2 separate regions of the Homo sapiens genome follow, and region 2 is linked to region 1. A link is a contact called in ENCODE Hi-C or POLR2A ChIA-PET data. All regions are on one chromosome and are shown on one strand. The core of a region is the stretch at or near the end of the contact, and the rest is flanking DNA. Distances in the headings are between cores, read along the strand shown.

What was found. Hi-C counts contacts between places; a loop is a spot of excess contacts on that map. ChIA-PET counts read pairs that join two places held with the same protein, here RNA polymerase II (POLR2A). Pooled maps may share reads with other maps.
Region 2: a loop to region 1 is called in a map of aorta, with 2.2 times the contacts of the local background. The contact joins two enhancer-like sites. A Hi-C loop is called at or near these places in 9 of 168 maps with a recorded cell type or tissue (IMR-90, MCF 10A, aorta and 6 more) and 11 of 50 pooled maps. POLR2A ChIA-PET finds 5 or more read pairs at or near these places in 10 of 52 experiments (BJ, CD4-positive, alpha-beta T cell, GM12878 and 6 more).

Annotation. Positions count from the first base shown.
Region 1 is chr14:52,878,692-52,882,268 of GRCh38, reverse strand. It overlaps FERMT2 (FERM domain containing kindlin 2), which reads left to right. Exons shown (of 15, transcript NM_006832.3): 5 at 800-1,025; 6 at 1,131-1,233. The region is part of intron 1 of LOC105370500 (a long non-coding RNA gene); the gene reads right to left. Among named protein-coding and RNA genes, the nearest start is that of FERMT2, 71 kb to the left of the region's middle. Within about 2 kb of position 2,113, at least 2 of the 41 ENCODE cell types and tissues checked have a DNase peak (open chromatin) inside an H3K27ac peak, as active enhancers do.
Region 2 is chr14:52,917,120-52,920,699 of GRCh38, reverse strand. It overlaps FERMT2 (FERM domain containing kindlin 2), which reads left to right. Exons shown (of 15, transcript NM_006832.3): 3 at 1,344-1,577. All of the region lies in intron 2 of LOC105370500 (a long non-coding RNA gene), which reads right to left. Among named protein-coding and RNA genes, the nearest start is that of FERMT2, 32 kb to the left of the region's middle. RefSeq lists an enhancer at 1,972-2,081. Within about 2 kb of position 1,664, at least 7 of the 41 ENCODE cell types and tissues checked have a DNase peak (open chromatin) inside an H3K27ac peak, as active enhancers do.

The sequences.
Region 1 (3,577 bases), core at 864-3,363:
ATTAATACTTTATTTGTTGTACCCCAGAACTTAAAAATTAAAAAAAACTTTATTTGTAAAATTGTTGAAACCTGTTTATTCACTGAGAAGACTTTACTATAAAATTATTCTTAATCTATATGAATTCAGTTCTATTGTGTTACCTTCAAATTGTATGGATTTCAAATGGTGGTAAAAGTTGTAGACATATTTGTCACTATATACTTGACTACAGCACAACTTCATTCTTTTAAATTGAACAAAAAAAACCGTTTTACTTAGGTTGTAGCTTCTAAGGTTCTTTACTCTGAAATCCACTTGAAATGTGTACTTCAGTTTATGATTCACAATTAGGGAAAATCTGTTTTTTCTTTTTCTCATTTTCTTTTCATTCTTTTGTTTCTGTCCTCTGTTGTGGCCTTTCCTTTACCTTCTGAATTCCTTTCTTTCCTTTCCTATAGGCACTGATGTTCTTTACATTGGCCCTCTGAAAGGTGAGCCTTGCCACAATTTAAAGACAAAAAGTGTTGGTCTGTCTGCTTCAGCTATATCCTTATTTTCTAATTCTCTTGAACTGATTTTTTTTCCCCAGAATTTCTGCCAACTTAATTATATTCTTAAGGCTTTATTACGTGTTTTAATGTTATACAAGGAGAATTAATTACACATGTTTTCATAACAGGTAAAATAATATACTAAGCTTTCCTTTCAGAATAAAACTTTTGTTTCACAATGTGCTTTATATCATAATATGTGTTATTATTGAAAAATAAGATGCTGTACTGCATACTTACTACCTGTTTTTCATGTTACTTATTAGGAAGTATATATTCAAGCCCAGGACTGTATAGTAAAACAATGACCCCCACTTATGATGCTCATGATGGAAGCCCCTTGTCACCAACTTCTGCTTGGTTTGGTGACAGTGCTTTGTCAGAAGGCAATCCTGGTATACTTGCTGTCAGTCAACCAATCACGTCACCAGAAATCTTGGCAAAAATGTTCAAGCCTCAAGCTCTTCTTGATAAAGCAAAAATCAACCAAGGGTAAGTTTTAAGATATAGATAAAATTGAATTTCTTCATCCAGCTAGAGGTAGAAATATTGTCTTCATTCTGTGTTGTTTTGTTCCACTGTTCTTAATTTGTCCAGATGGCTTGATTCCTCAAGATCTCTCATGGAACAAGATGTGAAGGAAAATGAGGCCTTGCTGCTCCGATTCAAGTATTACAGCTTTTTTGATTTGAATCCAAAGGTACCGAGGGTTTAAAGGGATCTTTTTTTTTTCCCCATTAATTTGTTTTGTTCACATGGATGTTTGTTTTTGGAAGTCGGTGGAATAAGGAATTATTTGTATATAGGAAATCTTGAATAATTATTAAAAACCCAAACTTTTAGGCAAAGGTATTTGTATTTTAAATAAGTCTATTTTAGTAGGTTGGAAGCATAACTAAACCTTTTTATTGTTGTTATTAAGATAATGAAACTTTTGGCTGATTTGGTTTTATCTTTTTTTTAATCTCTAAGCTCTTAGAGTGTCATGATTTGTATTTTAAAGGTACTCTTTTGGTACTATAGAACTGGCAAAGTTTAGGCCGGGTGCAGTGGCTCAACGCCTGTAATCTCAGCACTTTGAGAACCCAAGGTGGGCGGATCACATGGTCAGGAATTCAAGACCAGCCTGGCCAACATGGTGAAACCCCGTCTCTACTAAAAATACAAAAACTAGCCACGCATGGTGGCACACGCTGGTAATGCCAGCTACTTGGAAGGCTGAGGCAGGAGAATCACTTGAACCTGGAAGACGGAGCTTGCAGTGAGCCGAGATCATGCCACTGCATTCCGGCCTGGGCAACAGGGCAAGACTCCATCTCAAACAAACAAAAAAAAGAATTGGCAAAGTTCATTTTTAAAATATAAGACCTCTCTTCAACTATATTTAAATAAAAGTTTCAAAAAGGTTACCTTTTCAATTACTTTTAGATTACTAATTACGTGCCAAAAGATGTTGCTTCAAAAAAACGTTTTTTTCTTGAGACAGGGTCTCACTCTGTCCTCCAGGCTGGAATGCAGTGGTATGATCATGGCTCACTGTAACCTCAAAGTCCTGGACTCAAGCCATTCTCCCACGTCGCCTCCCAAGTAGCTGGGACTACAGGCTCACCCAGCCACACCTGGCTTTCTTATTTTCTGTAGAGACAGAGTCTCACTATTTCACCCAAGCTGGTCTCAAAACTCCTGGGCTGAAGCCATCCTCCTGCCTCAGCCTCCCAAAGTGCTGGGATTACCGGCCTGAGCCACCATGCTCAGCCAAATTTTTCTTAGGTCTACATTTTTTTCCTCTGTAACAGACAAACACTGTTACTTGTCTTTACTATGATTGGTATTATCTCTGCTACCATAGTACTTCACTTTTCTGGTAAGATTTAACTTTACCATAAATATCTGGAGCTTTTTTCCCCCGTAGAAAACACTTGGCACAGAGGTTTGAATCTTTTACTTCTCTTTCAGCCTGGGGAAAGAAACCTCTCTTGGCTACCCTCTCATCCTTTTCATGTTTAGAGTATAGTCTAGATTTTAATGTTATGTTTACATTCTTTTATTATATGCTTAAGTAATTCTTTATACAACAGTAAAATCTCTATAATAAAATTATAGAAAATAATTTTAATTCATTTTCAGGCCACATCATACCTACTTTTAGTAAAGCCAAAGCTACTTTGGGAATAGTTACATTTGTGAGGGGAATGGAGATGTATTTTGTCAACGTTCTAAAATACATGTTGAGCATTCCTAATTTGAAAATGTAGAATGCTCCAAAAGCTAAGACTTTTGAGGGCTGACATGATGCTGAAAGGATATGCTCATTTTGGATTTTTATGTTAGGGACACTCAACTGGTATAATGGAATATTCCATCATCTATAAAAATTCTAAATTCAACACAGAAGGTCTCAAGCATTCTGGATAAGGGATACTCAATCTGCAGTATTCTTAAGGCATTACTATTGACTTTTATTTATATAATTAAATGGATAATTGAATAACATATAAGTAAACATTTTCCACAAGTATATTTGCCCTGTATTTTGCATACTTAAAATAACTGCCGTTTCCAAGGACTTGCCACTTTATCTGGGTATGCTTCTCCACAGTGAACAAAATGTTCCCCAGAATAATTTGCTTTCTGATTACATGTTTGTATGGCAAGTTGCAGTAATAACACTGAAAAATAATCGGTAGTTCCGCCTTACTTTAATGTCATCAAATTAGATTTCTTATGTTAAAGGCTATAATGTCTAGTGGTTATTTCCCTGAAAAATAACATACAGAATCTACTTTTTAATACTGTACAATCAATTATTCTCTGTCATATTTTAATGTCATTTTTAATGGAAAATTAGATGTGGGCATATATAGGCATGTCTGACCCCATAGGTATCCTTCTAATAATACTTGATTGTAAATAAAAATTCTTGCTTGTAAATTAAGATCCCAGGAAAAAAAGCATTAAATTTTTCTTGTCAATTGAATATTCAGAGTTTGAAATTTTTCAATGGTAAAGGTTATATATTACAAAAGAACTATTTCTCTTGTTGC
Region 2 (3,580 bases), core at 415-2,914, 39 kb before region 1:
ATTATAGGCGTGAGCCACTGTGCCCAGCATTCACATGTTTTTCCTTCCCCTGGAAGTTGTTTTCCTTGAGACAGAGTCTCGCTCCCTTGCCCAGGCTGGAATGTAGTTTCACATCACAGCTCGCTGCAACCTTGACCTTATGGGCTCAAGTGATCCTCCTACCTCAGCATCCTGAGTAGCTGGGACTACAGGCACATGCCACCATGCCTGGCTAATTAAAAAAAAAAAAATTATAGAGATGGGACTTCACCATGTTGCCTTGCCTGGTCTCGAACTCATGGGCTCAAGCGATCCTCCAGCCTCAGCCTACCAAAGTTCTGGGATTACAGGCATGAGCCACCACGCTGGGCCTGTTCTTTTTGTGTGTGTTTTGTTTTGTTTTGTTTTTTGAAACATCACTTTCCCTTTTTTTGGCACTTAGTAAGTTTAACATACAGTTGATCCCAGCAGTCTTTACTTTGATTGCAGCTTTAAAAACCAACTTCCTATCCTAGTCATAAGTAAATAAATAACTAGTTGAAGTTGGATTTTACTGCTACAAGTTTATTGTTACGACCTGCCTTATCTGGGGGTAGCTAAATCTTGTGTAAATTACATTCTTTTCTTTATTTGGTTTCATTTAGTTGCATAAGGCTGTTAAATAGTTGAACAGATATTAATGTTTCCTGTTATACTTGTACCAAAACGTGCTCAGAGAAAAATGTTGGGCAGTGTGACTTTAGATCCATTTTCGGGGATCTATTTGGGAGAGCACATGTGGCCAGAATGTAGTTTTTTATTTTTTTATTTTTAGAGCTTTCTCTTAAGTTATAGTGTTTCTCATGGGTGTTTTCCCTGTTCCTCCTCTTCACCTAGGATATTGGTCTCTGTTCACTTTGGTTCCCCATCTTTTCACCACCCATTATTCACCTTCACACATTTCTGCAACTTCATAAACCACAGTCTGTTCAGTTTCTCATCAGAATGTTATTGTCCATTCCTATAGGACGAGTTCCAAGCCCACCAACTCCTTGTCTTTATTAATCCTTCCTATTCTAGCCCTCAGGATTCTGTTTTCTGAGAATAAGAGGGTACTTTCTCTGTCATCCATGTGTCCCATTTTGTAGTTGACTCAAACATTCTTAGTTGCCCTATATATTCTGCCTCAGCTGCCTTGTGTACTGGCTTTTCAGGACAGAGCGTGTTTTCTCAGCTGTTAATGTTTCTTTTGTACCTGTCACATAACAGTAACTTAGTAGTTAATTATTGCTGTTAAATACCCAATTATCTAGTTTTCTGCTTTTAATTTCTCAAAATCACCTTGGTGATTTTTAAGTGATTTGTTTATTGTTTGTTTTTTATAGATGTAAAAAAAGATTGGTCTGACCATGCTCTCTGGTGGGAAAAGAAGAGAACTTGGCTTCTGAAGACACATTGGACCTTAGATAAGTATGGTATTCAGGCAGATGCTAAGCTTCAGTTCACCCCTCAGCACAAACTGCTCCGCCTGCAGCTTCCCAACATGAAGTATGTGAAGGTGAAAGTGAATTTCTCTGATAGAGTCTTCAAAGCTGTTTCTGACATCTGTAAGACTTTTAGTAAGTATTACATAAATTCTTCTTAAAATACGAGTTATGTGATGTACAGATGACCGATGACTGACATAGCTTATCCCAAGGGATGGGGCATGGGCTGAACTATCTGTATATATGTATGTGTGTGAAATTTCTACTTCATTAAAGTTTTTATATTAAGATAAATGCTGGGTTAAGGTGGAACAGGAAGAACCTAGTAGAGATTCTTTCCTTACTAGAATTGTATCTGATATTTAATACTTTATTTTTATGGAGAGGTTAAAGGAACAGGCACTATTTTCAGGGGAACATACATGGCTTTGCAATGTTTCCTTCACATAAGTCACTATTTGATTTTAGTGATTCAGGCAGATTGTGTCACTTCCTCCATTGAAGGCCTGACACAGCTCCTAAGGAAATGACTATGAGTGTTGTCTTCCTTCACCAGTCTACAATTTGAACATCTCTGTAGTATTTCTATTTATGCATTCTGAAATGAGATGTGGGTTACTTTGGCTGACCCAGTTATGTCATATGACAGGAAGTATTCAACCATCTGAGAAAATGTGAACTGCTGTCACTACCACTAGTGCAGAACTCTGCTGTATTTTTTCCTATTTGAGAAATTCTTGGTTAAAGATACATTTAGTGACTTCTCATATTTTAATTCCAAATAAAGTACTGCAGTTTTTTATTCATGTTAAATTTTTAAATTATACTAGTAATTTATAAATACACTCTGTTGTAAAAGAATCAATGAATATAGACATACATAGTAAGCTCCCCCTTCCCCTAAGTAATCATTCTTGACAGTTTGGTGATTTTCTATGCATTTATTTGTCCATACATATCGGATTTTTTTTAATAAATAGGAGCATTTTATATGTATTTTTTAAACTTAGTAATGTCTTAGAGATCTTTCTATGTGTTATACATTCTTTTAAGCTGTAATTCAGAGTATAGACGTACTATTAATTTACATCCAATTACTTCTTGGCCTTTTTGGCTAAGATCAAGTATAATTTATAACCACATTTCCCTGTTAATGATCAGTTAGGTTGCTTCACTCTTAGAGCAAATGCTGCAACATTTTCAAATGTTTTAAATATTGCTGAAAACATTTGAAAATATTTTAGTTGGGCTAGCGCCAGAGTACCCAATCTTCCTTGCTGGTGTCAGCACCCACACTCACTGCTAGAGCCTGTGGGCAAATGCTGCTCCTGTACAATGCCTCAAGCACTGACCTGTGGACAGTATGGAGGTGCTGAGACTACCTACCTCTTAACCCAGAGCCCTGCCTGCTGCTTATGCCTGTAGGCTTGGAGCTTGGAGGAGTCTGAATCCTCACCCATTTCTTGTGTTTAGTTTGGGCTGTGGCTTCCCTTAAACCAATACCAACTTTTTTCTGTCTTCAAGAATCACTCATTATTTACCCTCTTACTGTAGTTTCCTGTCTCCTAGCACTGTTATGGATGTTCATCTTCCCTCCCCGCCTACAATTTTTAAATATCTTTTGCTGTCATTTCAGGGGATTCGGGATGTAGGAGGGGAGATACAGGTAGATTCACATTGCCTTTTTGATCTAATGCCCTTGAAATTTTTTTTAAAGTGAAACAGGGTTTTTATTATTATTATTAAAATAGAGAAAAATACAAAGAATACCAAATTCCCATTATCTGGAATTAATAATTGTTGATATTTTGTCATTTTGTCAAATGACAAATATGACTTGAAGTCAAAGTAATACTGGTAAAATTCTTGAGTCTCATTATCCTAACTTCCCTTTACAAAGCAACTACTATCATAAGTTCAGTGTGTATCCAGTACTGTAAAATACACAGACACACACATACACACACACACACACACACACACGTATCTCTGTGTGTATATATCCATAAACTGTATATGTTATTGCCATTACCACGTAGGTATTTTCTTACTAAGTTTTGTACGTGTGTGCAAGAATTTCTCTCGAGTATCCACCTAGAAGTAGAAGTAAAATTGCTGTTTTAAATATATACATA